Regions from separate parts of the Homo sapiens genome. Here region 2 is linked to region 1. A link is a loop called in an ENCODE intact Hi-C map of the cell type or tissue named here. Cell type or tissue: PC-9. All regions are shown on one strand. Each heading gives the region's core, and the rest is flanking DNA. Links, peaks and the distances in the headings are about the cores only. Region 1 overlaps LINC01121 (long intergenic non-protein coding RNA 1121). Region 2 has its middle 29 kb from the start of LINC01121.

Evidence for each region. A loop is a pair of places that touch in the nucleus more often than their neighbours do. Peaks named below come from ENCODE experiments on the same cell type or tissue, not always from the same donor. Only the 100,000 strongest peaks of a DNase experiment are listed, where the experiment ranks them.
Region 2: a loop joins it to region 1, with 6 times the contacts of the local background. A loop is called at or near these places in 7 of 110 quality-filtered maps.

What each region holds. Positions count from the first base shown.
Region 1 is chr2:45,212,781-45,229,395 of GRCh38, reverse strand. All of the region lies in intron 1 of LINC01121 (long intergenic non-protein coding RNA 1121), which reads left to right. Among named protein-coding and RNA genes, the nearest start is that of LINC01121, 34 kb to the left of the region's middle. RefSeq lists enhancers at 8,556-9,482, 9,483-10,411. In PC-9, for the core only: no CTCF peak of the experiment used is centred there; a DNase peak (open chromatin) is centred at 10,265; H3K27ac peaks cover 1,036 bases.
Region 2 is chr2:45,275,385-45,291,999 of GRCh38, reverse strand. No RefSeq gene overlaps it. Among named protein-coding and RNA genes, the nearest start is that of LINC01121, 29 kb to the right of the region's middle. In PC-9, for the core only: no CTCF peak of the experiment used is centred there; DNase peaks (open chromatin) are centred at 7,549, 8,109 and 9,139; H3K4me3 peaks cover 518 bases; H3K27ac peaks cover 4,278 bases.

The DNA of each region.
Region 1 (16,615 bases), core at 5,362-13,361:
TGAAAAAGATAGGCCAGGAGAAAGTTCCCACTTAGAGCCTCACCTCTAGGCTTCTGGAGGATAAGCTGCTCTTCCACTCCTTGACCCTGGCTTGGTCCTTGCATGCCTGGGGGCAGACGGGAAGGAAGACAGGCCTTCCTGTCAGAGACGTGGAGCAGGGTCAAGTTCCACCTTCTCTGTAAAGTCTGCCCTGGCCACTCAGTCCTCTGACCCTTTGAACTCCTGCTTCACTCACTATTCTACCCATTTTTACATTGAATGCTAGACTTGGGTGAATTTTACAAATCATCATTTTTCCAATATGGAATTATAATTTTTTCCAGCTGTAAACTCCTTAAACAGCAAGGACCATACTCTGGCTTCTTTTCTGTTTACGGGAGTCCTTAGCATGAACCTGGACTCATGGTAGAAGTTTAGCAATTACTTGAGTTGACCTAAATTCAAGTCATTGCTCGGCCACTAGCAGTATAATAGCATGAACATTTCCGAGGTTAGGTAAAGAATGCTGGGAGGTGATCAGACCCCCAGCTCCCTAGATGTCCTGCAATGATATCATAGGGAATTATGCCAGTCCCCAGAATGTCACCTCCAAAACTCCCTGCAGGGCCCTGGTATTAGGGAATTGTCCCACTCCCAGAGGAAAAAAAGAGTTGTCTAACCTACTTTATGTCAGTACACTTACAGAACCTTTCACTGTGCTTGGCCATGGTGGCTAGTATTTCTTCCCCAGTTCCTCGGCTCCTCCCTATCTTCAAGTGAAGCTTCAACTTTTTATTTGCTCTCTTGTCACACTCTCATCGCTCTCTCCTATGTCTTCTCTGGATTTTGGAGAAAGCAAATCCTAGCAAGCTTTGTCAAGTATTATCTTCTTGTTCCTTCAAGGAATTCTTTTACAGCTTCCTTTCCCTAAAAAGTCCTTCCTGTCTGGGTAGAGAAGATAGTTTTCCTTTTCTTCTTGTGCAAATTATTCTACTGTGTTCAAAGCAACAAATACTTAGTTGATGATGCATGTGTTCTTTTTTATATAAAGGTATTAATTTATTTAATTTCACTTTAAGTTTAGGTTTTGACCTTTATCTGGGTTCTCTGCTTAAGTGTATGTTTCCAATATCAGGCTAAATGGGGGTAATCCTCTTGGAATGGACTCTGTATTAGTACATTTTCATGCTGCTGATAAAGACATACCCTAAACTGGGTAATTTATAAAGAAAAAGAAGTTTAATGGACTCACAGTTTCACGTGGCTAGGGAGGCCTGACGATCACAGCAGAAGGTGAAAGGCACATCTTACATGGCGGCAGACAAGAGAGAATGAGAGCCAAGCAAAAGGGGTTTCCCCCTATAAAACCATCAGATCTTGTGAGACTTATTCACTACCATGAGAACAGTCTGTGGGAAGCTGCCTCCGTGATTCAGTTATCTCCCACGGGGTCCCTCCCACCACATGTGGGAATGATGGGAGCTACAATTCAAGATGAGATTTGGGTGGGGACACAGCCAAACTATATCAGTCTCTCTGGGACTAAGAGATCTGCAGTGTTGGTTTTCTGTGCCTCCATTTTCTCTTTTCCCCTGGGTGGCTCACCCTCCCTTGGTGGAGTCTCTGTGCTCCCCTGTTCTTCTCCCCTCTCTTATTCATATTGGCTTCTAAGAAAGGATCTCAGAGGAACTGCATCAAGACCCAAATACATTGCTTACTTCTTCAGTGGGCAGGAAATGGAGAGAGAGGCCAGGTCAAATCAACCATCTAAACCCCATAGAGCAATGCCAGAAACAGAATGGGAATAAGGCTAAGCCTGCTTATTGGCAAAGGGCCTCCCTGGTGTCCCAGAAGCTCATCTACACGGCCAAGCATTCTCTTAGTTGCCTTGCCAAGCTAAGCTGTCCTGACTTATTTAGAGTGGACGTGGCACTGGCCAAGTCTGGAGTATTTGAACTCGCAGTCTTGTAACAGAATCAATCAGAAAATTCTAGAGTTGAAGGCAAGGTTTGACATTGTCTAACATGGATATTTTACTTTGCTGATGAGGAAACTGCAGTCCCAATAGAAATGATGAATCGTCCTTCCATTTGTTAGGGCGGAGCTGGGCCTAGAGCCCTGGTTTCTTGATTTTCACTCCAAAGCTTGCCCACTACCCTTTTTTCCCCGGTTTTTATGGCTATACTTGTTTGTTTATTTTTTAATATGAACTTTACAATCAGCTGTTCTAGTTCCATGAAAAAGGTCCTATAGGTGTCTTTATTGCAATCATATTAGATTTACATTATTTATAAAATAACTGAATAGAAAATTGAAATTTTCATGATGTGGAATCTCCATATCTAACAATATAATATACCTTTTATTCTTTTCAAGCTCCTTTTGCGTCCCCAGGAGTATTTTAAAGTTTCCTTCACATATTTCTTGAAATTTTTAAGTTATTTTCATGTATTTTATACTATTTTTGCTATTGAAAATAGGGCCTTTTCTTCTACTATATCTTCTGTTACATATTTATTTCTATAAAGGCTATTGTTTACTGTATATTAATTTAATAACCGGATTTATTACCGAATTCTCTTGTTTTCAACAGTTTTTCAATAGGTTCTCTTGGGTTTTCAGGATATACAGTCATGTCATCTACAAATCATGATATTTTTGCCTCTGCTTCTCATATCAAATACAAAAGTTATTCAGCATGCCATCAAAATTAAAAAGTTTTATGCTTCAAAGGATACAATCAAGAAAGTAAAAAGACAACACACAGAATGGGAGAAAATTTTTGCAAATCATCTACCTAATAAGGGACTTGTATCTAAAATATACAAAGAACTCTTACAACTCAATAATAAAAACACAAATAACCCAATCAAAAAGTGAGAACAGGGCCCAGTGTGGTGACTCATACCTGTAATCCAAGCACTTTGGAAGCCAAGGCAGGAGGATCACTTGAACTCAAGAATTTGAGACCAGCCTGGGCACCATGGTGAGACCTCATCTCTACTAAAAGTTAAAAAAAATAAAATTAGCCAGGCATGGTGGCATGTGCCTGTGGTTCAAGCTACTTGGGAGGCTAAGGCAGGAGGATCACTTGAGCCCCAGAGGTTGAGGCTGCAGTGTGCCATGTTCACACCACTGCACTCCAGCCTGGGTGACAGAGCAAGACCCTGTCTCAAAAGAAAAAAAAAAAAAGCAAAGGATTTGAATAGACATTTCTCTGATGAGGATATACAAATGACCAATAAGCATATAAAAAGATGTTCAACATCATTAGCCATCAGGGAAATGAGATACTATTTCATACTTGCTAGAATAGCTATAATCAAAAACCCAGCTAATAAAAGTGTCGGCAAAGATGTAGAGAAATGAAGCCCTCATATGCTGCCAGTGGAATTTAAAATGGTACAGCTGGTTTGGAAAACATTCTACCAATTCCTCAAATGGTTAAACATAGAGCTACCACATGACCCAACAATTCCACTCCTTGGCATCAACCCAAGAGAAATGAAAACATACATCCACACAAAACTTCTACATTAATGTCCATAGCAGCATTATTTATAATAGTCAAAAAGTGGAGACAATCCAAATGTCCACCAACCTATTAACTGATAAATGAAATTGCTATATTTGTACGGTGGAATTGAAGTTAGCAATAAAAAGAAGCAAAGTACTGATACATGCTACAATACGGATGGACCTTGAAAACAATGCCAAGTGAATAAGCCAGTCACAAAGGACCACATATTATATAATTCCATTTAAATGAAATGCCCAGATGAGACAAATCTGTAGACAAAAAGTAGATTCATGTTTTCCAGGGGGTGGGGTGGGAGTGGGGAAATGGAGAGATTGATGGGTGATGGCTAAGGGGTATAAGGTTTTTGGGGGGTGGGTAGGAGAATATTCTAAAGTTGATTGTGGTGATTGCTGCACATCTCTGAATATACTAAAGGCACTGAATTTTACAGTTTAAATGGATAAATTTTATAGTATGCGAATTCTATCTTAATAAAGTTGTTTAAAATTATGCATGGGAAAACCGGGGACCAATTTTGGATCTAAAGTGCGTGTTGGGGGTGGATGCAGGGTAGTTGTTCTTGCATTAGCATAATAGGAGACGGGTGGAATAGAGGAGTCCCAGCTCAGGGAGAAGGGAACGATACTACCAGTCAGAAAATTCTCAAGCTGAAAGCAAAGTTAGACATCTTCTAGCCTGGATGCTTTACTTTGCTACTTATATTGAGAAGGAATCTGGGGCTGAGGCTGACTGACTAACAATGTCTGTCTGCCATTATGATAGCCAATATAGATTAAATAGGACCTTTGTGCCAGGCACTGGTTTAAATACTTTATATGCTTCATCCCATTTAATTCTCTTAAATATACAAGGTAGGTAATATCATCAGCTCTAGTTTATAAATGAGGAAAATTCAGCCACAGCTTTGCTCAAGATCCATGGGCTGCTCAGTGATAGAGTCAGGAGTCAGACCCCAGAAGCTGGACACCAGAGTCCTCTCTGTTAGGCAATAGTGACTCTACTGAGGGCATGGAAGCCTACGTTTGAAATCTATCATCTGGAAGTGGTCACCCTTCTTGGGATAAACTAGGCATTTATCCCAGCTGAGGGGAGTCACAGCTCATCCGCAGACATCTGGGTCACAGGCTGCAGGGTGCAGGGGGAACAGAATGCCGCAGAAATGTCTCGGGGGATGCCAGGTGGGGAGAGCAAGTCGTAGACATACAAAAATCCCCTCCAGCCCCCACAATCACAGCCTTTGTCATCTGACAGTTTTGCCTGAGCTTTTTCATGTGAGGAGTTTCTAAGGCCCTTCGGGGCCAGGCTAATGCCTTAGGTGGGGGCTACAAACTGAACATGAGTGAGGCAGTCTGTGTGTAGATGTGCTTGGCTTTTCTGGGTGACCTGCATGCAAAATGTCACGTGCCTCGGTGGGAACAGGCACTTCTCAGTTATTTAACCCTTTTCCTGTTTGCCCTGAGAATACTTGCCGGCAGCGCTTGCAGCTGCAACGTTTACCCCAAGATAACTTTGCCACAGAATATCTCGCTGTTATTATTGTTGTCGACTTTGGCAACAAAAGCCATCATTCTATTTGTAGCATTCTGTTTTTAGTAGTGGTATTTCCATTCACAATGTATAGCAATTCTCGATTGCTGAAAATGTCAAATCCTTGAAAACGTAGCATTCTTATGAGTGATGTTAATATCGTTCTTGGACAATTTTTGGCCAAAGATTCATTTGATGAATCTGAGTTTTCTGAAACAGATGATTCCAGGGTTAGTTGTGTTTAGAAATGACTCCAAGAACAGTTTTTATATTTCATTTTCGCATTGAAAATCAGTCTATTTGCTTCAGCCTCAAAGAGCATGTTTATGTAAAATTAAATGAGGCTTGCAGCGAGCTGCACTTTTTTTTTCTAAACAGAAAAAGTTAAGGGGCAAAGGAAACTCACTGCCCTGACACTGCTCACATAGGGGGTCAGCCAAGACTGGGCGAAACTAGTAACGCACCAGGGCCTGGCATCCCATGGAGTCACCCAGCCAGTCTCCCTGAGGTTCTCCTGGGGACACTCAACCATCAGCCAGCTGCCCCTAGCCTTGGGAGTCTCCTCAGTGGGGGTGTGGGAGGAGCTGCTCGCTTCTCGTCCCCTGTAGTGGAGATCTGGGCCTCTTTCCCCCTCAGCATAGAATGAGGCTTCACAGGCCTATGCTCCCTCCCGCCCCCAAAACCCAACAGGCTGTCCTGCCATGCTGTGGCGGCGGGGGGTTGGGGGGATGGCGAATGGGAGGTGTCTTGAGCACACAAGGCAGAGGCAGTGATATCAGTGGAGGAATGAGGCAGAAAGGTGTTGCTTGGATGTAAAACAGGGAAGAAAACACAAAACGAATACAGGGAGAAATGTGAGAAAAGATAAATGTGGAATTTGGCACCTGGCAGGCACAGGTAGGGTATGGGCCCCACGCCCTGGTTCGTCTCAGCTTGTTCGTAGCCTTCTCAGATCGTCCTCTACCTTCCTCTCTGAGTTTGCTCTCAGCATTACCTGGGTGTATGTGTCCCCTCTGCCGCTCACTACCCATGGGTCCTGAGGGAATCTGTTCCCTGAGCCTTGGCCGTCTTGCCTGTGAAGTGGGTGGCATGACAGGGGAGCTTCCTTCACAGGGTGGCTGTAAAGGTTACACGAGGCAGAGCCTGTAAGTCACTGAGCACAGTAGGGTCTTAACAGCAGCTCAGTAAGTGAGATCTATTTTATTATGATATTTTTAATATTTATGTATTTATTGAGATGGAGTTTGGCTCTTGTTGCCCAGGTTGGAGGGCAATGGCTCAATCTTGGGTCACCGCAACATCCGCCTCCCGGGTTCAAGCTATTCTCCTCTCTCAGCCTCCCAAGTAGCTGGGATTACAGGCATGTGCCACCACACCAGGCTAATTTTGTATTTTTTTAGTAGAGACGGGATTTCACCATGTTGGTCAGGCTGGTCTCCAACTCCCGACCTCAGGTGATCCGCCCACCTTGGCCTCCCAAAGTGTTGGGATTACAACTTTTGAGCCACTGTGCCCGGCCAAAATTTGTTTTTAATGTAGCACAGCATTTACCATTTCAACCATTTTTGAGTATACAATTCAGTGGCATTAAGTACATTCGTACTGTTGTACAACCATCACCACCATCCATTTCTAGACCTTTTTCATCATCCCAAACAGCAACTCTCTTTCAATTACTCCCCCATCCCTCCTTCTCCCCTGCACCTGATAACCTGTAATCTATTCTCTGTCTGTATAAATTGGTCCATTTTAGATATTTCATGTAAGTAGAATCATACAGTGTTGGTCCTTTGTGGCTGGGCATGTTTAACTTAGCCTTATAATATTTTAAAGCTTATAATGTTAAAAGCATATAAAGTTATAATGTTTTCAAGGTTCACCCATGTTGTAGCATGGATCAGAACTTCATTCCTTTTTAAGGCTGAATAATATTCCACTGAAAGTTTTGTTTAACCATTTGTCTGTTGATGGACATCTGGGTTGTTTGCACCTTTGGCTTGTTGTGTCTATTAGAGGCGTTATAGTCACTCATCTATGAAGAAGAAGTGTAGTCTGGGTTGGGGGGTCAGAGCACAGCCTCTGGAGCACACTGCCTGAGGCCTCGTCCTTTATCTTACCACCTGGGATGTTGGTACATGTCTTAACCTCTTTCTGCTACAGTTTCTCATCTGTGAAATGGGGATACGAGGCTTGGGCTCCTGTGAGGAGGAAATGAGCCAACACAGATAAAGTAGCTATAGTGGTTTCTGTCACCTGGTCAACATGCAGGAAGGTTAGCTGTCACTCTTGTGTTGGGAGTTTACATCTTTACTGAGACCTATCTGGGTGGACTGGAGTTTTCTAACTTGTAGGAACTGGTGGTCAAAGAGACAGAATTGAAAAACTGGAAAATGCTAGAGGTGAAAAAGACTTCAAAGATCACCTACTCAAACTTCCTCCTTTTACCAACAGGGAAACTGAGGCCCAGAGAAGAGGGGGCCAGAGTGACAGAGGCAGAACTGGAGGCAGGCACCTGCCCCCAAACTTTAGACCTCAGCTTCAGCTCCAAGCCTGGCTTCACCACCCCCATCCCCTCGCTGGGTTCGCTTCTCCAAAAATCACACCAAGTTGGGGGGTGAGGGTGGCTTCCCCGCTACCGTACCCAGGTTAGTAAAACTCCCAAGTTTTGGCAGGGGGAGGATTCCCAGGAGCAGGGTTCTGCTCCCCACCCACCCTTGGACCTTGACTCAGACCCAACGCCAGCTGTTTGTTGCGCTATGCACACCACCTATCCTTTCTTTTACCAACTTCTGGGCTGGGGGCTGCAGGGGGTGGGGGATATCAAAAAGCTTTACTTGGGAGGGTCTTTTCTGGTGGGGTCTAGGAGTAGGCGGGGAGGAACCCAGACCTGGCCAGCCATGGTGGCGAGACTTTGGTTGTTTTAGGATTAGGTACCTGCATTCAGTAAGCACGTCTGTTGTTCAGCTGTTCGTATTCTCTTTGTTCATTTCGTTGATTTCCTGTGAGGTTATTCTTGGAGAATTCCAGCCTGTCTGAGCTCCACAAAGTGGGCTGGCGGGCACAGCCCACACCTGGGCAAGAGAACAAGGCAGACAAGGTGACTTGGTGGCAGTGAGAACAACAGGGCAGTGCCAATGGAGACAGAAACCTGGGGAAGATATGGGACCATCTGTCAAACTGTCCCCTTCTCCTGGAAGAACTTCTCTTTGGAGCACTTTGATGAAAGAATTGTTTGTTTGTTTGTTTGTTTGTTCAAAGCCAAAATTGTATGCACCCATCCACCCCCACATCCTCTAAGGAATTAATCTGACAAAAGTAATTTTTACTAACCTAGGTGTGGAAGGGAGAGAATTTACAGTCCATTAGGGGAGGTGCCATGAGGAGGGGAGGGTGCTTCGGGGAGGATGGGGAAAGGGCAGGGGGTGCCGCATGAGTAAAGGAGTAGGACGACAATGGCAAATTTGGGAAAGCTAATGTTTATAGCTTTAGCAGAAATCTTTGTTTTGTCCTTCTTTGTCATTTTCCTCTCCCTCTCTTTTATCTTTCCTGGTGTGTTAGTCATCACCACAGCAAAGACTCTTTTCTTCAGAGACCTCAATCTGCTGGTAGCAAGGACTGGACAGTTGTGACCAAGCCCCTTCCTCACCTCCCAGCTCTCACTCAGGACAAATTCATTCTGGATTGGAACTGGGAGGTGAGAGTTGGAGTCCAATTTAGAAGATGTGGGGAAATGTCTGGGGTGGGTCTGAGCAGGCTCTTCTCCAGGACGGGAGACGTTCACATCTGCACCTGCAGTGAAAACAAACACCCAGCAATGGGGCAGAGGGAGGAAGGGAAGGCTCCTGCCCCTGATCCAGCAGCTGAAAGTGAGAAGCTGATAATAGCGACAATGCCTGAAATGCACTCCACGGTAATCGAGCTGCATCTGGCTCGAGCCCTCTGGGAAAGGAGGCCACATCCGGCCTGCCAGGCTGCACCATGCAGACATGGGGTGTGGCTGGTCAGTGTCAACAGCATGTTCCCAACCACCCCCTGCAGCCGGGGGTGGGAGGGAGGTCCAATCTCCAGGCCACAAGGCCAATTTTCTCCTGCCAGAGTGAAGGAGAACATCCAAGGCCACCTTTTCCCAGCCCCAGTTTCCCTGCGAGGCTCAACTTTCCTGGAGGTGAAGTCGTCAGGAGCCACCACACTAACGGTACTAACAGCCCGCCCTTACAGTGCACTTCCCAAGTGCCAGCACTGTTGAGAGTTTTTGTCTAACTCATCTCATTGAATCCTCATAACAGCTCTATGAGATGGGGTTTATCTCCATTTTTCAGATGGGGAGACCGAGGCATGGAAAGGGGGCAGCACTGGCATAAGAATATAGCAGTTTGGCTCCAGAGCGGTGCCCTTCACTGTTGGGAGGCACTGCCCTGTGTCTCCATAGCACAAGCCAGGGTGGAGATTTGGCCTGCATCATGCGCCAAAGAACCCGAATGTCCTAGAGATGTAATCTGTGGATATTTAGTTGGCACAGGTGATAGCATGGCATCAGAGTCAACCATCAACTCACTTGGAACAGGGGGGGAATCTCGTCGAACCTGACGCCCTGCTAAGGTTAGGGCAGCTGGGCCTGCAGAGGTTGCCTGGGGTCATGCAGCTAGAAAATGGCAAAGCAAGGATCAGATCCGAGGTCTCCTGACAGTATCCTGTCAACTGTTCCATATATTTTTTTTGTCCCTGCCGGCCCCCACAAGCCAAAGGCCCCACAGTGGAAGGCAGGGGTGGTGAGTGGCAGGGGTGGTGAGTGGCAGGTGTCTGTTGGAGATTTCCCGGGAGAGAGGGGCTGTGTTGACTGATCGCCAGCCCCTGCCCTGGCTCTGGCTCCTTGGTTTCCCCTCCATCTGGTCTTTACCTCCATCTGGTTCACTGTAAAGAGGACTGAGGAGAACTGGAGAGACGTTTGGGTCCCCATCTCCCTGGGGTGAGGGCTGAGCAGTGTCCCTGAGGACCCTCTGGCTGGCCCGGGAACCCGTTTAGGCAGGTCTCACCTTGGGGCTCTCTGTGAGCTCAGTGTGGATTAGAGTGGGACCAAGCACCTGGCCAGGTCCCAAAGAGGAGTGTTTGGCCTGGCATGGAGCTACCTGTGGATAAAGGAGCCCTGCTGGGCTGTCATCGCAGGTAGTGGCAAAGGCTCTGGATGAAGTGTCCAAACTGGTTTAACACCTTCTTGGTATGCCTCTTATTTTGTGGGTTTATTTCATTCACCTGTTAAGAACCTGCCCTGCCTTAATCTCTGTTACCTGAAGAATGAATGTCTGGATAGGGGTTTCCTTTGTTTGTTTTGTTTGTTTAAGGGCTGTGCTTGCCTCCTGTGCTGGGCTCAGCTGGTCTGCACTCTAGGCCCCCAGCCCACAGGCTGCGGGCTGGCAGACTGGAGTTCTAGTGATGTTTGGACCCAGATGCAAAATCATTTCAGCTGTTAGAATATGAAGCCCACTCTTTAGTCCATGTGTGATTAGGGGAGCTTGGGATCAATTCCTTGACCCAAAATATTCCTGACTCCACATGCCTGATGACCCTAAATGACACCAGTAGATGTAAGGTCCCTTCTTCAATCAACTTTTTTTAGGCCATTAGTAACTTATTTGTTTATTGTGGTACAAAAATATATAACATGAAATCTACCTTCTTAAATTTTTAAGTGCATTATTGTTAACCAAATGCACAGTGTTATATAGTAATACAGATCTCTAGAACTTTTTCATCCTGCATGACTTAAACTTTGTACCCACTGAACAGAGACTCCCCGCTTTTCCCGTCTCCAACCCCTGACAGCTACTTTCTGTTTCCAAGAGTTTGAGTACTTCAGATTCCTCATACAAGTGGAATCATGAAGTATTTGCCATTCTGCAACTTGCTGATTTCACTTAGCATAATGTCCTCAAGCTTCATTCATGTTGTAGCATATGACAGGATTTCCTTCCTTTTTTAAGACAGAATACTATTCCACTGCTTGTATGACCACATTTTCTTTATCCATTCATCTGTTAATGGACATTTCGGTTGTCCCTGGGCTGCAGACCAGTACTCTCTGTGGCCTGTTAGGAACCAGGTTGCACAGTAGGAGGTGAGCAGCAGGTGAGCGAGCATTACTGCTTGAGCTCTGCCTCCTGTCAGACCAGCAGCAGCATTAGGTTCTCATGGGAGCAGGAATCTCTGGCTACTGTGAATAATGCTGCAATGAACATGGGAGTACAAATATCTCTTTGAGATTATGATTTCAATTCTTTTGGATAAATACCCAGAACAAGGATTGCTGCTGTATTAGTTCATTGTCACACTACTCTAAAGAACTACCTGAGACTGGGTAGTTAATAATGAAAAGAGGTTTAGGCCAGGCATGGTGGCTCATGCCTATAATCCCAGCACTTTGGGAGGCCAAGGTGGGCGGATCACGAGGTCAGGAGATTGAGACCAGCCTGACCAACATGATGAAACTCCGTCTCTACTAAAAATACAAAAAATTTGCTGGGCATTGTGGCGTGCACCTGTAATCCCAGCTACTCAGGAGGCTGAGGCAGGAGAATCGCTTGAACCCTGGAGGTGGAGGTTACAGTGAGCCGAGATCACGCCACTGCATTCCAGCCTGGGCAACAGAGCGAGACTCTGTCTCAAAAAAAAAAAAAGAAAGAAAGAAAAGAAAAGAGGTTTAATGGACTCGCAGTTCTGCAGGCTGTACGGGAGGCATGGCTGGGGAAGCCTCAGCAAACTTACAATCATGGCAGAAGGCGAAGAAGGAGCAAGCACATCTTCACATGGCAACAGGAGGAAGAGAGTGAAGGGAGAGAAGCACTACACACCTTTAAACAACCAGGTCTCATGAGAAGTCTACCACAAGACAGCACGAGGGGAATGCTGCTAAAGCATTAGATACCAACCCCACGATCCGTTCACCTCCCACCAGACCCCTCCTCCAACACGGAAGATCATAGTTCAGCATGGGATTTGGGTGAAGACACAGAGCCAAACTATATCAGCTGCATCATGTGATAATTCTGTTGTTAATTTTTTGAGGAACCTTCATACAATTTTCCACAGCCACTGCACCATTTTACATCCCCACTAACAGAGCACAAGGGTTCTAATTTCTCCATATTCTCACCAGCACTTGTTATTTATTTATTTATTTTTTTGACAATGGCCATCCTAACAGGTACAATACTCATTGTGGTTTTGACTTGCATTTCCCCAGTGATTAGTGATGTTGGCATCTTTTCATATACTTATTGGCCATTTGTATATCTTCTTTGGAGAAAACTCTATTGAAGTCCTTTGCCTGCTTTTTAATCAAGTTATTTTTACTTTTGTTGTGTGGTTATTGAGTTGTAGGAGTTTTTAAAAAATATATTTTGCTTATTAAGCCCTTATCAGTTATATGGTTTGAAAATATTTTCTCTCATTCCATAGGTTGCCTTTTCACTCTATTGATTGTTACCTTTGCTGTGCAGAAACTTTTTCATTTGATGTTGGTCCACTTGTCTATTTTTGCTTTTGTTGTCTGTTTTTGGTGTCATAGCCAAGAAATCATTGCCAAATCTAATGCCGTGAAGGTTTTCCCTTATGTTTTCTTCTAGGAGTTTTATAGTTTCACATAACTTATGTTTAGATCTTTAATCTATTTTGAGTTAATTTTTGTGTATGGTGTAAGATAAAGGTCCAATTTCATTCTTTTGCATGTGGTTTTCCAGTTTTCCCAGCACCATTTATTGAGAAGACTATCCTTGCTCCAATGTGTAGTCTTGGTACTTTAGGTAAAGGTCATTTGACTGTCTATGCATAGGTATATTTTGAGGCTCTCTCTTCTGTTCCATTGGTCTATACATGTCTGACCTTATGCCATTACCATACTGTTTTAATTACTGTAGCTTGGAATATGTTTTGAAGTCAAGAAGTGTGAGGCTTCCAGGTTTGTTCTTCTTCCTCAAGATTGTTTTAGCTATTCAGGGTCCTTTTTAGTTCCATAAATTTTAGGATTGTTTTTGCTATATCTGCAAAAAATGGCATTTGGATTTTGAGAAGGATTATATTAAATCTGTAGATCATTTTGGATTATATGCACATGTTAACAATATTAAGTCTTTTAACTCAAGGGTTCCCAATCCCTGGGCTGTGGACCAGTACTGGTTCTTGGTCTGTTAGGAACCTGGCCACACAGATCTAGAGATCTGTAGGAGGTGGGTGGGTCTAGAGAGTGAGTGAGATCTAGAGATCTGTAGGAGGTGAGCGGCAGGCGAGCAAATATTACTGCCTGAGCTCCGCCTCTTGTCAGATCAGCGGTGGCATTAGATTCTTATAGCAGCGTGAACCCTATTGTGAACTGTACATGGGAGAGATCTAGGTTGCATGCTCCTTACAAGAATCTAATGCCTGATGATCTGAGGTGGAACCATTTCATCCTGAGACCATCTCTACACCCCCACCTCAGTCCTTGGAAAAACTGTCCTCCACAAAACCGGTCCCTTGTGCCAAAAAGGTTGGGGACCACTCTTTTAATCTATGAAAGATGTCTTTGCATTTATTTGTGTCACTTTAATTTCTTTCAGGAATATTTTATACTTTTCACTGTACAAATCTTTAAGCTTATCCCTAAGTATTTTATTCTTTTTGAGGCAATTGTAAATGAGATTTTTTTCTTATTTTACTGTTGGATTGTTTGTTGTTAGTGCATTAAAATGCAACTAATTTTTGTATACTCATTTTATATCCTGCAACTTTGCTGAATTTGTTTATTAATCCTAACAGGTTTTTTTGGTGCAGAATCTTTAGGGTTTTCCACATGTAAGACCATGACACCTGTGAACAAAGATAATTTTACTTCTTTACAATTTGGATGCTTTTTATTTCTTTTTCTTGCCTAATGCTCTGGCTAGGATTTCCAGTACTATGTTGAATTGAAGTGGCAGCAGTAGGCATCCCTGCCTTGTTCCTGATCTTACAAAGAGGTTCAGTGGAAAAGGGACTGAATTGACAATCAGTCAATCAACAAATACAAAGTGATAACTATGATCCAAAGGATCTTGGTTTTTAGTCTTTCTAACTTGCTTATATACTCACTTCATTACTCTAGGCTGTTTTAACCCCAATAAAAGAGGGAGCTGCATTAGATTATAAGAGTCTGTCCAAATTCAGTGCTCCTTCTAGATTTTATGGTTCCAAAAATGTTATTTAGTACCTACTAGGCATTTAACCAAGGGAAGGTATAAGAAAAGAAATATTAAATTCTCAGTAAATCAACAAAATATAACCAAGCACTTATATACAAGGTGCTAGGCAAGAAGTATTCTTGTTTCTTGCCCAGGAGGAATTTACAATATGTGAGAAAGGTAAGACATGTATATATGGGAAATACAATATCAGTAAGAGAGATGACAGTGCCATTCAAGAAGGCAGGGCATGCTTCATTGCCAAGTGAAGGACACAGGAACAATCTTTAGATAAAAGCAGTTCGCAAAGTAGGGGATATAGTGAGACTTATTCTCAACAAATGGGTAGAAAACACATTGCCAAGATGAATGACATCATGATGTATCAGGTCAGGAATCCAGAGAAGAGAACAGGCTGGAATCGTTGGAGATCGATATTGGAAAGGCTGTGTGTATGGTGAACATTTGCTTCCATTGGGCTCCGCTTTCTCCCTTATTTTGGAAACTATCCTGATTTCTTTCTAGGAAGCACTCCTTCCTCCTCATCAGCCCATGAACTGCAGGTGGAAGCACAACACTCCTTCCCTATCCCCGAGCCATAAGATTGGTCCAGGGATGGGTCTGTGACCCAATCATAGCCAAGGAACACCTGGTATGTCTGCTGGGGCTATTAGGAAAGAGGCAAGTTATCTTTCTCACTGGGCTTGAATCTGCAGCCCATTTTGCCTGCAAACCTCTTGCCACCAGGTGTGTAGAGTCTGTGAGTGGAGCCAACATGGAGAAAGCAAAACCAAGAGATGAAACCAGATCCTAGTGACTTTAGGCAAGACCCTGAATCAAGCCATTCCCAGATTGATCCAACGTTCTGTTGCAAAGTGGGCCTTGAACTAGATTTGGGTGGGTGGAAATGAATAGAGAGGGCAATCCATGCAGATTGTGCCACAAGAACTAGGGCATGTTGATGAGGGAAGGATGTGGTATCCACAGAGCTGTGCAGAAACTGCTTGAGAGAGAAGGTCTGAGTGGACAGTGTGCAAAATACCTTGCAAGATAACACCTATTTTTATTTCTTTGAGTGAGTTTATCTATTTGGACAAATCCAGTGGGACTGCTAAGGAGTGGCATGTAATGGAAAGACAAAGGAAGGGAGACAGAAAAGGCTCTAAAAATAATAGAATAACAGCAAATACTTGCTGAAAACTACATGCTAGGCACTGTAGTAAGCACTTTTTCCATTGAATTCTTTCAGCAGACCATGAGGTATTATCACATCTCCATTTTAAAATGGGGAAACTGAGGCACAAAGAAGATGTCCAAGGTGGCCTATTTAATAAGTGCCAGAGCTAATATTTTAACTTGAACCCCCAGGCTGTCTGACTAGAGCCTGCATTCTTAACCTACCTCTCCTGGCTCTGCAGACATGGTCTCTGCCTTGGGGCAGCCAAGGGCCAGCGTGGTAGTAGGGGGAAGGGGAAGGGGCCAGCTATGGCCAAATGGGGCCACAGGAGAACACAGAAGTCAAATCATTTTCCTCAGGGTGACCTGGATTTGATTATTTGTTCATTTTCACTCAGGTTTTCAAAAACAAAAAAAAATCCTTTCAAAAAAAGCTGTTGGACAAATGCTGAAACTCTGACTTGCCTGCCCCTGCTTAGCAGCCGTCATTGGAATCAGCGGAAGGCTCTGGCTGGCTGCTTCTGATCAGGCCTGCCAGCCTCCTGGGCTGGCTGAGGACACTCACAGCGGGAGCAGGTTCCTTAAGACAAGCCCCCTTCGCTGGCCCTGGCTTGCTCCCTCCTCTCTCCCTGTCTGTTTCCACCTCTGTGTCCCCTTCCCTTGGACTGCCTCAGGAAAAGGAAGAACAAAGTTTTTTTTAAAAAAAGAAGTTTAATGAAACCACACACTTGTATTTCCAACTATTGACATTGGATTTGTGCTTCTCCAGCTCTGCCATTTGGGACAAGTCTTTCTCCTCCTCTCTTCACCCGATGGTGTAATGCAAACAGACCATAAAAAAATAAACTTTCCCCTCAAATATTATCTTAGGCCTCATTTTATCATGCTTCCTTGAGCTGTCTCTGTAAAAGGGAAGAAAAAAGAATGTGGGTTTTAGTTTGCACCAGGCTGGATGGAGAGGGCCCTGTAGCTGGGTCTTCCCAGTGTGGACTCTCTCCTTTGGCTTGTGGTCTCCTTCCCAGAGCACTCAGTGGCTGTTCCATTTCCATTTGTGCCTCACCTAGGTCCCCCACATCAATTCTCCAGTTCTTGTCCATTCACCTGAAAAATGGGCTAATAACACCTACCTACAAGGTTCTGCAACACAAAGGGACTCAGAACACAGGGCGGGTACAATGCAAGGGGAGGCGGTGGGCTCTGATCT
Region 2 (16,615 bases), core at 3,454-11,453, 65 kb before region 1:
AACTGTTCCAATCTCTGCCTGTTACCCAGTTCCAAAGTCGCTTCCACATTTTTGGGTATCTTTTCAGCAGTGCCCCCATATTTTTGGGTATCTTTTCAGCAATGCCCCACTCTACTGGTATCAATTTACTGTGTTAGTCCATTTTTGTGCTGCTGATAAAGACATACCTGAAACTGGGAAGAAAAAGAGATTTATTTGGACTTAACAGTTCCACATGGCTGGGGAGGCCTCAGAATTATGGGAGGAGGTGAAAGGCACTTCTTACTTGGCAGCGACAAAAGAAAAATTAGGGAGAAGCAAAACTGGAAACGCTTGATAAACCCATCAGGTCTCATGAAATTTATTCACTATTACGAGAATAGCACAGGAAAGACCAGCCCCCATGATTCAATTACCTCCCCTGGGTCCCTCCCACAGCACGTGGGAATTTGGGAGATACAATTCAAGTTGAGATTTGGGTGGAGATACAGCCAAACCGTATCACTGACCAAGGAAGAATCCTAGACAGTATTATAGAGAAGAGATTTGGACATAGTACCATTCATGAACAAGGGTTACTCATTTCCCCCAGTATCAGATAGGTCAAAGCCATGTTAAGGGAAGAATATAAATCTCTTCTGATGACCAGCCAAGGAATTCTGTTATTGTTGTTTTAAGGGATAGATTCTCATGATGGTGAGTTAAGGTTGAGAAAAAGACAACTGCATTCAGAAAGGGACACTTCTCTCTCTCCCTGCCCTCAAGATGTCCAAAGACCTTGAGACCAGGGTGTACCCTCCCTCACTTCCTAAAGCATCAGATGCCAGGCTGGAAAGAGGCCCCAGGATGTTCACAGGAGGCTGCTGGAGTCTATCCCATTTGCCAGGGATGGAAAGGGACCTCAGGAGTTAGGAATTGATACTTCAGTGAAGAGAGGGAGAGCCTCCAGGGGAAAGTGTGGAGATGGTTAGGGTCCCCACCCCACCAGGGATGAAAGGGTTAAAGGGAAGTGAGGGGAGAAGGGGAGAGTTAGCAAATGAGAATGCGTTTTTTAACTTTATTTATGTATTTACTTGTTTATTTATTTTTATAGAGATGGGGTTTTGCTATGTTGCCCAGACTGGTCTTGAGCTCCTGGCTCAAGTGATCTACCTGCCTTGGCCTCCCAAAGTGCTAGGATTACAGGTGTGAGCGACCATGCTTGGCCAAGAAAGCATTCTTTTCACTCTTTTTCTGAAGGCCTAGGCAGAGAGGTATAGTCCCTTGTGCAATGCAGAGAAGCCAAGTACAAAACATGGTGCTCAAAATTGTGCGAATTGCCACCCCAACACCTGCTGCATTACCTATTGTTTTAGAATTTTGGAACAATTACCTGATTTCATCAGGAAAAAGAACAGCTTTAAATTTTCAAAAGAGTCAGTGTGGAGTCAGCCAGCGGAAAGTAGGTGAGGGCGTTCCAGCATGGGTTGGCGGCAGCTCATTTTTCCATGGCATGTGTGTGGAGGACCCTCTCTCATCTAGCAGGTCATGTGGAGTGTCTGTTTGCAGAAACAGTAAGACAGAGCTCATCACTTTCATTCCGAGATGGAGCTAAAGAGAAAACCCTAAGGGATCAAAAAGGAAGGGGCCTATTCCGTGGGCCTGAGGTTTTAAGTATTTGGCTTCCACATGAGATTTCAATTTGAAGAAAGAGTTCCATGGCTAAAACAGTTTGGGAAAACCATTGCTCCCCACAATATACACAGTAAGTGGCCTTCCATCTTCAGTGAAACAGCCAACTAAAAACAAAAGTGTGTGTCAAATCACACATAAACTGGGGATTTCCAAGGCTCACTGAGAAGGGAACATAAGCTGGAGCCAGAGCAGAATTAATTGCTCAAGACCAGAGGAGAAGCTGCAGCTACAATGGAAGGTCCTCCTTCTGTGTGCCCTCCCCATGCAGCACTCCACCTTTCCTCAACATAAAAAGGGAGCATACAGTTAAAAAGAACCCACTGGAAAGGCCCAAGGGAGCTTGTTCAGGCCTTCCACCATGGGAGGAAATAATGGGAAGGCATCATCTATGAACCAGAAAGCTGGTCAGTGAGCCCCAGGCCATGGAGTTAACTGGGCCCTTAAGTGCAGTTTAGAGACCCTCTACTGTTACTTGAGAATGACCCCTGGAGGGTCCTGCCTCACTCCCTTCTACTATCAAAGTATTCCTTCCAGCCAAAGAGCCCTGGGGGCAGTTCTGGGAATGCAGTTTTCTCATCTTGATACAGTATTGCTCAGTTTATTGATCATTATAGATTGGGGCACAAAGTTGCCTGACTGTTCACCCCAAAACATGGCACTGTGTGGGAGGAAAGGGGTCTGAACTGTAAGGATCTGGCGCATGAGCCCTGAGAAGGACCTTGTGGGTAGGAGACTTCCAGCCTTGCCTTCTCCCCTCTGTTAGAAGTTGAGTCGGCAGGAGGCAGGCTGGAGCACAGCTTTTCCACGGTGGTACTGGGGAGAGGCCTGGCCTGCTCCAGGGCCTCCAGTGGGGAGGAAGTTGCTTTGCGATGGGCCTTGAAGGCTAGGGGTTTGGATTCATGAAGAAAGGGGAGACCATTGTTCCAGGGTGGAGGAGGTCTTTGTGGACTGGGCATAGGTTTTGGGGGATAGAGGGAGAGAAAAGGTAGAGGGAAAAGGAGCTGGCAAGGCCCAGATTTTAGAGAGCCGTGAATGCCAAGCTGAGTTCAACATTGAAGCTGAGATTTTAAACAGTCGAGTGCTTCTGATGGCCCCATACTGATTGACCTTGTGAGCCAAAAAGCAGCATTTGACACGTCCACATCCTGCCACCTTCCTCATGCAAATCTCCTCAGCAGTCTGCAATACCTCTCTTCTGTCTTGGGCTTGAAAGGGGGCTCTGGCATTGCCCATAGCCCCTGGGAATCCAGATGTTCACACTGCTGGGAAGGAGCTCATTTTTAAAAATCCAATAGTTTGTAATGAGAGGCAATTTTCTCCCAAAAGCAATTAGTATCTGCTAATTTCTTTGCACACAATTGCTTTCAAGAATAAATTCCAGGTTCCATATGGTATCCCATAAATCATATCAGAAGATTTCTTTCTTCTTAGGTATTTTATTCTTAAACAGACTCAGATTTTTACCTTTAAGAACGGAAGGATACTGAAGTACAAACTCCCTCCTCACCATATGTGTGAAAGTTTATATCTGAAATTCCAGATGTGATTAAAATCCAATTTAATATTTTTGATGGATGAGTCAGGGCTGCTACCAGCAGACTCACTGCTGTCATTTCCGGGTGACAGAGAGGTGAAAAATATTTGGTGCTTCTAAGTAATGCATCGATTCTAAATGGAGGATGAAAAGTAGTTAAAATGAAACAAACTGGCCAAGTGCAGTGGCTCATGCCTGTAATCCCAGAACCTTGGGAGGATGAGGTGGGCAGATCACTTGAAGCCAGGAGTTCAAGACCAGCCTGGCCAACATGGTGAAACCCTGCCTTCACTAAAAATAAAAAAAAATTAGCCAGGTGTGGTTGTGCACACCTGTAATCCCAGCTACTTGGGAGGCTGAAACATGAGACTTGCTTGAACCCAGGAAGTGGAGGTTGCAGTGAGCTGAGATCGTGCCACTGCATTCTAGCCTGGGTGATAGCACAAGACTCTGTCTAAAACAAAAACAAAAACAAAAACAAAAGAAAAAGAAAAAAAAGAAACAAACTGAGGACAGCGAAAGGAAAGCCACTATGTAGGTCCAGCCCATCTAGGTGGTAAGGAGAGCAGAAGAGTCAAGGGAGATAGAAGGGAGAGGAGAAATAATTCTAAAGCATGGAGTGCTTTGGTGGCAGGGGAGGTGAGTGGAAGGATAGGGTTCATTCCAAAATGGAGAAGCAGAGAAGCCAGGGGCCTGAAAAAGAGCGCAGAAGTGCTAGAATATAACAGTGATTATTTCAAAAGTCCGCTTAAAGCCAATCCTGCATCAAGACAGAGGGCTACCCTGTGTCCAGGACCCAGAACTCATAAGCTCCCTTTTGCCTATGTCATGGGAATAGACTGGCCTGAGAGTATACCAGCAAGCACCACAGGGCTTTGCCAGGGAGATTTGTTCTCATGAACTGATTGCTGGGACATGAAACTGTCACTAGGCCTCCCTGAGGCGGGTATGACAATATTCAGGCAGGCCCTTCTTGAAATATAATGTCAGGATAAGAAGGTAGTTTCAGCCGGGTTTGGTAGCTCATGCTTGTAATTCCAGCCCTTTGGGAGGCTGAGGCAGGAGGGTTGCTTCCTGGGCAACATAGTGAGATGCCATCTCTACAAAAAATTTAAAATTAACCTGGTGTGGTGGCAAGTGCCTGTATTCCCAGCTACTTGGGAGACTGAGGAGGGAGGGGAGGATCGCCTGAGCCCAGGAATTCAAGGTTACAGTAAGCTATCATGCCACTGCACTCCAGCCCGGGTGAAAAAAAAAAAAAGGTAGTTTAAATTCACACATCCAAAGTGATTCTTCTTAGTACAATTGCTGACCAAGGAGATTTCCAGTTGTACTTGAAGGTACATTGATCACCTGACCAGTGCTGAGGGTCTCTTAGCCAGAGGGACCAAGACCCCAGCAGCAGTTGCCTGTGCCCTTAGAAGAATCTTCAGAGGTAAGGATGCAGCAGTTCATTAACAAGAGGCAATGGAAAAGTGAGCTTCCACTTACGAAAATGCCATCTAGAGAAACACTTTCAGGTCTGTGCTGTGCCTATCCAAGCAGAAATTCTCTAGAGGACTGGAGAGTTTCCAGCTTTCCTCAAAATGGAATGGGTGATGACGGCTCTATGGGGGAGTTAGCGTTTCTTAAGGAAATTTTCTCTCAGGCATCTCTCTCTACGTGCTAGCAAGTTGCAGGGGAAAGCAGGTAATTCAGGGCACTAAATATAAGCCTGGGGATCAAATCCTTGCTCTGCCAATTTTATTTGAGGATTCTTGGCAAAATGACTTGAGCTTTCGGAGCCTTGGGCTCTTCATCTATAAAAAAGGGATGTATCAGATAGCTTTTGCTGAATAACAAATTTCTGAAAACATAGTGGCTTAAGATAACAAGCACTGAATATTTCTCATGATTATGTAAGTTGGCTGGGAAGTTCTTCAGGTGTGGGTAACCTCAGCTGGGGCTGGATGGTCAAGAACAGCCTCACTCCTATGCCTGTGGCCTCAGCTGGGATGGCTGGAGAGGTGGGCGCCTTGCTCCACATGGTCTCTCATCCCCGGGAAGCTAGCCTGTGCTTGTTCACAGAGTGGCAAAAGGGTTCAAAGCTGAGAGAGGGAAAGCCTTGATGCAAAAGCACTTTTCAAGCCCCTTACATTGTGTTTGCTAATGCCCCACTGGCCAAAGCAGGATGGTCAATACAGAATTGAGCGGATGGGGGAACAGACTCTACTTCTCGATGGGATGAGGTGCAAAATATTGTGGCTATTTTTTTTTAGTCTACCACAAAAAACAGCAACAAATCTACCCCAGTGGGTTATTGTGAGGCTCATATAAAATAATGCATGAAAATAAAGCTCTTGACATGGTCCTGGCACATAGTAGGTCTTCCGTGAACGTGAGTTTTCATTTCTTCTTTTTCTTCTTCTTGAGTAAGAGCACATCTTTATGAGAGGCATGATGGATCTGTTGACTCTAATTCCATTCTCTTTCAGAGCACATGGAAATTGAAGCCATGTGGGACTTAACAAGAGATCAAATAGTGCCTTAAACATCCCAGGGCAGCAGTCCTGTCCCCAGAGCCTGGGGCGGCCCCTGTGATGGAGCCTGTCTTTCCTGGTGCTCTGGGTCCCTCCCCTCCCAGCCTGCTGCAGGTCGGTCTTTTTCTCATTACAAATTGCTCATAAGCACACACATCCCCAGATGCCCGCATAAAAGCTGGTATTAAAGTTGTGTAATGGTGGTGTGAGCCTTGTTATTATTAGGGTAGCAGTAAGCTGTTCCCCAGAGCTTGGGGCTGTACTGGGCAAAGCTCTGGAAAAGCTGCACACTCTCTCCAGTGCAATCTGACCGCCCCCTCCCAGTGAGGCTGCAAAGAAGAGATACTGAGCTATGCAATTGTATGGTGAGTCAGTTATCAGGGGAGAAGAATTAGATTGTGAGGGTGGAAGCAGAGACCTCTGAGGAGAGAAACCCCTAGGGACAGAAGAGAAGCACTGGAGATCTTCAAAGGATTCTGCTGATGCATTTTCTCCAGGAAAAATTCCATAATATTTGGCACCTGCCAGAGAAATACTGCTCTGCATTTGATGGCATGTCATAGGGGACCAGGCTTCCTGCTCTTGTCAAGTCTTACCAACAACTCAGTGAGCTTGGCAGGAGCATCAGCCCCATTTTACAGATGTGGACTCTGGCGAGTCTTCACTCCTTTCCCAGGAATGCTCTCTCCTCTATTTAGTGGCCCCTCCTGTTCCTGGACCTTGGATCAGCTTATTCACTGATGATGACAGCGCTGATGAAACATTAATTCATGACCTCTGGAATACGCACTCTTTAACACATGTAAGTGTGTGTAGTGTGCGTGATTGAATATTAGATGAGAAATCAACCTTGGCCTCTTGCCACTGTAGCATCAAGGGTTCTCACAATGGCTGATGCAAATCTCATGATGAACACTGGGCTCAAGGGAAATGAGAGGCTACAAAGACCCGAGCCTGGAGGGTCAAATCACAAGCTAGGAAATGGGCAACTGCTTTTCAGAACACTGTTCAGAACCAGAATGGCAGAGGAGGCAAAAGATGAAAATTTTTTAAACCTTTCCTATATGGCAGAAACCGTGCTGAAGGCTTACATGGATTATTTCCTTTCATTACCACCAGCACCCCATTAAACATTAAACATTATCACCTGTGTTCAGTGCTCCCTTATATCTGGGACTCTTCTAGACACAGGATAATTTCTCTTTCCCACATCCTTGTTGGAGGCAAGACCATTTGAGAAACTTGACCAGTGACTGGTGAATGGGAGTGATGGACATCTTTTTTAGGCTGAAGCACTTAATAGTCTCCACGAGGCCCTCCAGTATCCTGGAAGCACATGGTAGACAGGGGTGACACATAGTTGAGACAGCCTGGATCTCTGAGCTTCCATGTAGAGGACAATAGCCTTGGGGAGATCCCTCAACCTCCAGCCAACTTTACTTGAATAAGAAATGCAACTTTGTTGTTGTAATCCACTGAGATTTCAGGGTTGTTTGTTATTGCAGCAAAACCTAGCATATTCTGCCTAGTGGATAGGCAGAATCATTATTTTATAGATGAGGAAATTAGGGCTCTGAATAGGTTAAAAACTTGCCAAGGGCACACAGAGCCTAAGTGGGAACACCAGGGTCTGAACCCACGTGTGGTTCCAGAGCCCAAGCTCTTAACCATGATATGATTAGACAAAAGTCATGGCCACTGGGAAGTCATTGAAGGACTTTTCAAACTGGAAGTAACCTGATGACCATAGGGTTTGCAGAAGCCTGCCCTGGCTTGTGTGTGAGGGGTGAGCTAGACTAAGGAGACAGAGCAACGCCCAGAGCAGTCAGTTCACCCAAGGTGTTGTCTTTCTCCCACATCTGCCACATGGAGGGGCAGACCTGTTACTCACCCTGCCTGGTGGTATTTGCATGTTTCAGAGGAAAGGACAGCAAGAGCTGCTTCGCCTTGGGAACAGGGAGGGCAGGAGGGGAAGGGGTAGCTGGTGTGGAGGCGGGGGAGATGCTGCCAGGGAGGGGGCAGGAAAATTCTCTACCCCTCTCCCGAATCACTGCAGCCCGCCCATGGCCCTCAGAGCTTACTCAATGCTGTCTTTCCCAGAGTGTTTCTCTTGGCAGAGACCTCCTCAGGGGCCCTACCTTATGATGAATGCCACACACCCAGGACAGAGTTTGGTAATTTCAATGGGTTTTTACCATCTAGTTCAGCCAGACGATTGAGATGTTTGTCTGTGGCAGGTTTGCCAAAGCTGGCCTTGGGTCACCTGGGGCTACAGACCATGCCCGTTCCCCCTCTCCAAGATTCTGATGCAGTCAGTTTGCCGTGGGGCCTTGGGCTCCCTGTGCTTAACAAGCCCTCCAGGGGACTTACACCCTCTCGCAGGTTTGGAAACAGTGACTCATGCAGTACCAAGTCAGTCTGACTGAGCTGTTTCGGGAGTGAGGTTATGGGATACTTTGGCATCCTGAACATAGCATGGAGCCCTTGTCCCCTGCAGCCAGAACAATTTTTCTGTCTATTGAAATTTCTTTACATTTTTTATGAAATTAAATTTGGAAAAGATTTATCCAGTTTTTAAAGTTTATTTTGTTTTTCAAGATGAAAACAAATGGTTTACTACATACCTGAACACTCCCTTTGTGAGCCCATGTGAGAATTTGCTTTAAGTCTCACTCCCAGGAATATCTGTGATTCTTGTGAGTGACGGTTTGCTTTTACCTTAGTGACACTGTGATTCTTGTAACTAATCATATATCCTCTCTGCTGTAGCAACTGGGAAGCCCAGAGCCAAATTTGCAGTTCCTCCTAGCAAAAATGTTCTGCAGCCACTGAAATTCATCTTATGTTTCTCCCCTCGTTTTTCAGTCATTTGCTATAATACCACCTTTTACAAAAAACGTTATTTGTATTTCTAAAAGCTTCACAAATCCTTTTTGGAATGAGGTGAAATGGACATGAATAAAGATAATTCTAGGGAAATAATTTCACAAAATTGCTGCCTCTAAGTTTCAGCTTGTAGGAACTACAGGACTTTGAGCAAAAGCCAGCCCTCCTCAAGTGATCCTGAAGTATCGACAGGGGAAATGGTGCTTCTGGGTTCCCGGAACAGAGGGAGGCAGGCTGAGAGGGTACCTGGCTATCCTGAGGCAGGGTGTGTTTTGTGATGCTGCCCTCTGGGCTGGGCAGTGTGAGTGGCCAGGGGCCATCTTCAGCATGGCAGAGTCCCCTCCTGCCCAGAAACAGCTTCCTTAGCACTGGAGGCATTCAACAGCCAGGGATTAATTCTTTTGGGTCTTGATAACTCTTCATTTTTCAGGGTCTCCACAAAAATCCAAATGTCTCTGGGCAGGGAGCAGGCCTCAGGTGTCTCAGGTAGCTCCAGCGGAATCCCCAGGAGGGATGGGAAGCAAACTTCCTGGGAAAATGAGTGAGCCAGGCTGTCCCAGTGGTTGAGTCATAAGGTTGGCAAAGGTGCGTGTGTGTCCTGGGTGGAGGAGGCAAAAACAGTGGCTTTTCCTAAGGCCCTGGGCCCCTATGGGCCTCCCTTCAGCCTAGGACTGGGATGTGGAAAGAGGAGAAGGAAGATGGAAAAAAGGACTACCTATAGCTTTGCCAAAGGCTGACCTGGCAGGGTCCTCAGGTGTTTCTGTGCACCCTCGAGAAAGATTGTACCTGCTGGGTTTTAACTCTGCCCTTAGCCCCGCTGCGGGCAGAGTGTGAGGAGGCCCTAGAGAGTGAAAACAGGGAACTATGGAGGGAAGTGTTTATAGTGAGACCTCAGAAGTGATGAAACCCCCCAATTACGGTTCCAGGCCTCGTTACCTCTCTCGGTGGTGCATTTGCGTGGTCTCTGGCCTCTTGGCCCAAAGGTCTCATGGCTTGAGTCCACAGGGACTCAAGCCCTATGGCCTAGTGGCTGTTCAGCCTCAGCGTTCCTCACAGGGCCAGCCCTGCCCTGGCCTTTCATGAGACACACGTGTGCATGCGTGTGTGTGAGTGCTAGTGAGGCCTGGTGGGCGCACAGAGGCCTGCCGACGTCTATTACATGGAGAAACATCTGTTTTCTGCAGAACATCCACAGTATCAGATGTTTTACTGCAAGGAACCCATTTTTTTAATAAAACGAAAATGAGACATGGAAATCAAGGTAACCACATTTTAAATGTTTATGGAAGATAAAGGTTTAACCACAAGTCTTTCATCAAATGGAGGACAGTAGAAAAAAGTTTAGGGAATGCCCTCTGGCTGTCCTCGCCTCTGCAGTGAAACCTTGAAGAGTCTCACCTCATCTAGTACCGGGGTCCTCCAGGCAGCTGGAAATAGTTAGCAGTGTGTCTAAATATTGTCGTGCAGCAGTCCCACCATCAGCCTGTCAGGCCACGACTGTTGTGGGGGAGAGAGATTTGTTCAACCGAAAAGCCCAGACTCAAGTGTGACCCACAAATGGTGCGTTGGGGCACAGAGCAGCCCTAGAGGGGAGGCCTCTGCTAGGAGAATGGGCCTCCTCTCTGATTCCTGAGGGTGTGAGCAGATGGAGGTGGGTGGGCCTGGGCAGGCTTGCCCCTTTTTTCCTGGTGTCCAGGGACCAGGGGCCCTGGGTTAGGGTGAGAGGCCCCTCCAACTCCTCCCACGAAAACAGGAGTGAGGTTTATGGCAGCTCTGTGGGGGACTTTGTCTCCTTAGATACCCACCATATGCGTCGTTGGTGAAAAGTCCTCAGGTGCCACCATCATTCCCATTCAACATCGTCACTGCTAGGGAAGGAAAGGCAGCATTTTCTCTGCAGTTACGTGGTCACCAGAATGGAAAATAACCTTCCTGCACATTTCAAGGATTCTTCCTCCCAAGACTGACGTGCACTGATATGTTATCTCATTTTCTCAGAGATTTCCATGTTATACTTGAGAAAACAGGGAGCCCAGAACCTCCAGACACAGTTCTGAGGAGGCTTCCTGGAGCACGAGCAGAGAGAAGGGCTGGGTCCTCTTCCTGGGGCTCACAGGGGGAAATGGAGACTTGTGATAGAGCCCCCCAGGGTGGCACTCCCTCACCTCTCCTCCACGGTCTGAAATCAGTCGCTCCACTTTGGACCTGAAGTAATTTTTCCATTTTAGAACAATCCCTCATTCCACAGCCCCATGCCAGGGACTTGTCTCTCTCACCATCAGCCGCCGCGTCCCCCAGAAACACACAAAGTGTAAGATGGAGCGAGGAATCAAGTTGAAGGATGTGACCCGCAGTTTATAGTGGGGCCCTCCAGACACCCGATCCCGTGTCTGAGCTCCATTACCACGGCTCTGGCCGCTGGCTGATTCGCCTTTCCTGAAAGGAGAGAGGTTCTCCAGGGAGAGGATGCCGGGGAGGAGGGAGCGGGGCGAGAGAGCTGTAAGCCTCGTGTGGAGGCTGGGTTCTGGGCGTGCTTTGGGTCTCCGTGGCTTCACCACTGTGCAGATCCCTCCTGGTGGTGGTGGTGGTGGTTGTCGGGGGAGGCGGGGGCAGGTTGTGTACTGTAGGAGTGAAATGAGATGGAGCCCACTGGGGGCTGTTTGGGCTTGGCAGTGAACTGGGTTTAGGGACCAGAGGTATCTTCTTCCCCGTCAGCCCTAACCCAAGCCATGTTCGTCTTGCTGATTTAGCAGGAACTAAAACGTAAAAGGGATTTCAACTGGGGCAGTGAAACCAAAGGTATTTCCTAGGCTCGTAAACCTCTTATGCTATCAAATAAACTGGAAGATTCTGCTTGGTGCACAAGCTCCATCGTTATTAGAGGTGCCATCGTCCAGCTGTTTGGCAAAGAGTTGCCCACAGAACAAGTTCTGTTTTCTTAGGCCTATGATGGAGGAACATTTGCGAAACCTTGAGACGTGCTATCTAGCCAGGGTCCTTTCGAAAAGTCCGTCCAGCCTGAGACTCTGATTGTGGGAATCCCAGAGTGCACGCGGCCAGCATGGAGTGGCTTCAGCAATCCTGGAAACATCTGTAACCAGGAGTTAGAACAAACCCACAATGCAGAGCCAGGAGCAAGGTAGGGTCTCAATAAATATTTGTTGAATGAATAACTTTGAATAGGAATCAAGAGAATCAGATCCTAGTCCTGGTTCTGTCATTTACCAACTAAATGTGGAACTCCTGAGCCTCAGTTTCAGCTTCTGTGAAATGGCCTGGGAAATCTGTCCTGGACACCTCTGAGGGTCTGCTTTGAGGATCAAGTGAGAGAGTGGATGTAAAAGTATAGGCGCTCATGTTAACATATTCCTCTTGTTTTCAGAGGCCTCCTTTTAATAACCAGTCATGACCTTTGTTCACACAAATGTATCTGCCCTTTCGTAGACTGGTTTCTATGATAGCCGGTGCCGACTCTTTAGGGAAGCTGTTCTGTTAGGTTTTCTCCAACAGTGTGATATAGAATAGTCTTGAATGTGAGCCTTTCTATTGCTCTCTCGAGAGTGTGTGTGTGTGTGTGTGGAAGAGAGGAAGGGAGGGAGGGACGGCGACATAGATGGGGTGGGATATATTCTTGTTCAAGGAGAGTCCTTCATTTTCAAGGTCTCTCTGGAAAAGCCACAGCCAGCCTTGTCTGTCTTCACACCACTGTCTCCTTCCAGACAGTTCTCATTTCTTTCAGTTTTCCAGGAAGGTGGAGCTCCTTTTCTTTGGGTCCGGCCGTATTCTTGTTGGTAATATTAAAATAATGATGGCTCATTTTTTGTATGGAACTTTCCCACTTAAAAACCACTTCTCAATAACAAAATTACTGCCAATGTGTTAGTCACCATGCTAAGCATTTTATATACCATAAACAAATGACAAACTAAGAAAAAAATATGGCATCTATGAAGGTTAAAGTTTATCACATAGAAAGAGCTTTAAAAATCAATAAAAGGTATGTCCCAAAAGAAAAATGGACAAAGGACAAGAATTAGAGGTTTGCAGAAGAAGAAATACAACAATCTCATTACCTTTTTCTAGAAGGCAGTTCCCATTTTATGGATGAGGAAATTGAGACCACAAGAATTTAAGTAATTAAAGTTATACAACTAGTGACCTGAGCAAGAATATGAACCCAGATAGTCCAGAATCCAGGCAGGGGTTATTATATTTTCGTTTCATAGATAAGAAGGCTGAAGTTTTATTCATCTACATTTGAACCCATACTATTTAAAGATGTCATTGTCCACTCTTGACATCAGCTTAGCCAGCTAGCTGCTCTCCGGCTGAAGAAGTGGTAGGAACTAGAATTGGGGTTTTGAGAAGGTGAGGGCTCGGGTGCTTGCGCAGACTGAAGTTAGAAGTGTTCAAATGTGGGTTCTGCCTCTCCCACAGTCACTCAGCTGGTGAGTGGCCAAGCCAGGCCTCTGGTCCAAGCCCTCTGAAGGCAGAGCTGATGCCTTGTAACGCAGCTCTCAGCTGACTTTGGCTTCCAGCTCTCTCTGCAGCCGTCGTGGACACAGAGGATCCAAGTGAAGTGCAAATACAGCTTGACTTTTGTAGCCTGCTGAGCGGTGGTAGATACCTAATCTGGGGAGATCTCTGATTCCTTGACTCAGAAATTAGCATGTAAGTGCAGAAACCTAATAGCCAACAAGAGACAAGGTCTATAATATGGTTTAATTGTTTCTATTTGTAATCTGAAATGACCTGGCTGGATTGCTGGGCTTTGGGCTGGGGCCAGGTCCCTTTCTTTATTTAATAGATGTTTGCTACCAGCTGCTGGGGGAGCCTTCCTGTCTGTATTATTAATATGATATAGGCCTTTGGTTTCCAGTATCATCTCTTTGGAATTTCTATCTCAGATCCTGTGCAAATGAACATAATCCCCTGGCAGGAAAGGCATTTTGGCGTCCTGGCATCGGCCTTAGAGATTCTGGGTTTCATATGAGGAATGCCAGATACTGTCAACCTTGGCCTCGGTCAACATCTCTGTCCCTGTCCGCACCCTGCCACTAGGGTCTGAGTTTAAGTCTGGACCAGGTGAAGGAAGCCTTGGGGTGCTCTAGCTGCAAGGGAGGTGGCTGCTGGCTCAGAAGGACTGTCATTCAGTTACTCTCCCGTCATGGGGAATGCAGAACAATTTTCTGAAGATCTCAGAATGGCTTTTGGATAACCAAAAAGAGCTGTGTTGGGGGTACAGCCCACCTTACAAATCTTTGATGAGCAGGACGAATCTTTACTCTTTAAATGAGATTGTGCTATACTTCCCACTTTCACAAAACATAACACACGCAGAACATAATAGTTTGACATTCTAGGGAAAGTAGATGAGGTGCTAACAGCCAGAGGACGTTCCAGGTCTGAGGGCTCTGGCTGCCCCAGCCGCTGAAAGGATATGGAGCTCAGTCCGCCGAGAAGCCCACAGGACTTGGGAAGGTGTCACAGCCAGCTGGTTGGGAAGCTCTCTCCCTGGGATACGCGGAGTGGCTCAGCCTAAAGACCATCAGGCTGCCATTCATTTACTTGACATTCACCCACAGACATTATTGAGCACCTCTCCTATGTCAGGCATCACGCTTAGTGTTGGGGATCCTGGGATGGGCAAAAGCAGGCACCTCTGACCCATGACCTCATGGCACTAAAGGGTCAACCAAAGGAGACAGATATATAAGTAAGTGGTTTTGTCGCTTACTAAGAAGGCTTGCGCAAGTCACTTAACGTCTCTGAGCTTTGTTTTCTTTGTCTGTCAAATGAAAATGAAAAGCATGTACCTTATGGGGTTGTGAGGATGCAATGAGGTGATACGTATTAAACAGCCTAGCACAATGCCCAGCTGGGCAGGAAGAACTTGGTAAGTGGGAAAGCTCTTGATACACAGTGAAAAGTGTGTACAAGGTCATTAGCTTATTATTCTGCATCTCTTATTCTGCATTGTCTGATGATATTTTACAGTGGTTCCCCAAAACAGGTCTTCAAACAGTTGCATAGAATCATTTGGATGGGGTAAGAGGAAGTAGGGATGGAAGAGTAGGGAGGACTGTACTAATCAGTACTGCTAAATGTACTGATTATTCTCTTCTATTCCTGGAATGTTCTAGGAAAAGTAGACAAGACTGCTTGCAGCCACTAGTCCAAGGTCTCTGTGCCAGATAGGCTTAGGGAATCTGTATTTTTTTCCCCAAGTTTTCCAGATGATTCTGATGCAGAGACAGGTCTGAGAAATGCTGGTATGGTTGCCAATTTGGGGGCCATGGTCCACATTCTACAGCCATGAGTCATGAGAATAGGCGTCTGCCAGCCATGGTGGTGGAACTGATACCATCCCCCACCAGCTAACTGGACGAGGAGTGGACATCTAGCTTAAACGTTGGCCATCAGAATTTCTTAGCCTAAAATCTGGAATAAGGAACAAGAGATTATATTTCGTGTTCTCCTCCTCCTCCTCTTCCTCCTCCTCTTTTTTCTCTTTTTAAAAAAGTGTCCTCATCCATAAAACAGGACTGATAACACTTACCTCTACCTCCCAGGCTTGAGTGATCCTCCCACCTCAGCCTCCCTAGTAGCTGGGACAACAGAAATGTGCCATCACACCAGGCTAATTTTTAATTTTTTTGTAGAGACCCCTATCTCTACAATAAATTTAAAAATTAGCCTGGTGTGATGTTGCCCAGGCTGGTCTCAAACTCCTGGACTCAAGTGATCCTCCCACCTTAACCTCCCAGAGTGCTAGGATTAGAGGCATGAGCCCCTGCGTCCAGCCAAGATTCCATTCTTGACTAAACTTTTGAACAAAGGAAAAATACAAATTTAGGACCAGTGAGTAGGCTTCTTTCTACTTTGTGGACTGAGTTTACAGAGAGACAAGAAAGAAGTCATTGGAGGGGGAAGAAAAAGAGTCTCCTGGGTTCCCCCATGGCCTTCCATTTTCTGATTCCAGAGCCTGCCTTAGGCTCAGCTGTTCTGGCCCTTGGGTTCTGTGAGAACTGCACTTGCATGTTGAAGTTGGCTTGAGTTGGTTTCTGTTTCTTGCAATCAAAACAATTCTCCTTAATAAAGAAGGGGACCCTATTTATTTTACCATAAAGAAGTGAGAGGGTTTGGAAAAGAAAGGTGATTGAACCAGGGGTTCAGAATTTACTTACTTAAGTTCAGGGTCTTTTGTCTCATACCATCTTACTTAAACAAAATTTCAGCATGGAGTAGCCTCAACCTTGGACTTGAAGATTTTATGAGCTGCTTCTCATACCTAAGAATTGTGTGTTCTCTCAACCTCACTCAGTCCTGCAACCTAGAACAATAATGTTGACTCCTTACCTTTGTTGAATGTTGAATGCCTTATGGTTTACAAAGCCCAGGTTACATTCGTAGGATGCCACTAACATGACTGCTCATGCAGTGTATCTCCTGTGCTCTGAGCATTGTGTATATGCTATTTAAAATTGTCATTTAAAGGAGAAGCCTCCTGCCAGAAACTTTACAATCAGGCATGTTTCCTTGTGTGGATGACACCACCAAAAAAAATGGGGTTAAATTAAGAAAGAAGGTAGATTTAATCAGCAGCGTGGAAAGAAGCAATGGGTGAAGGGGGTAGGAGGTGGGGGCACAAGCCCCAGAAATCTTCAAGAACAGAAGTGACATGATCAAGACATATATTTGTCTGACATCAGGGGCCACAGCCCTGTCCTCTTGGGTTCTTTACCAGCCCTGGACTTTTACATTTCTGAATGATGAAGTCATCGTGTGTGAACCTGCCCCAGTGCACTGATTCTGAGTGACCAGTTTATACCACAGTAGCCCAATGTTAGTTCCTAGTCTCACTAAGCCCATTTCCTCGTCATAAAACAGGACTGAAAACACTTTCAGTGTATTATTCAGAGTTCTCCAGAGAAACAGAACCAACAAGGGGTGTGTTTGTGTGTGTGTGTGTGTGTGTGTGTGAGAGAGAGAGAGATAGTAGACAGAGAGCAAGAGAGGGAAG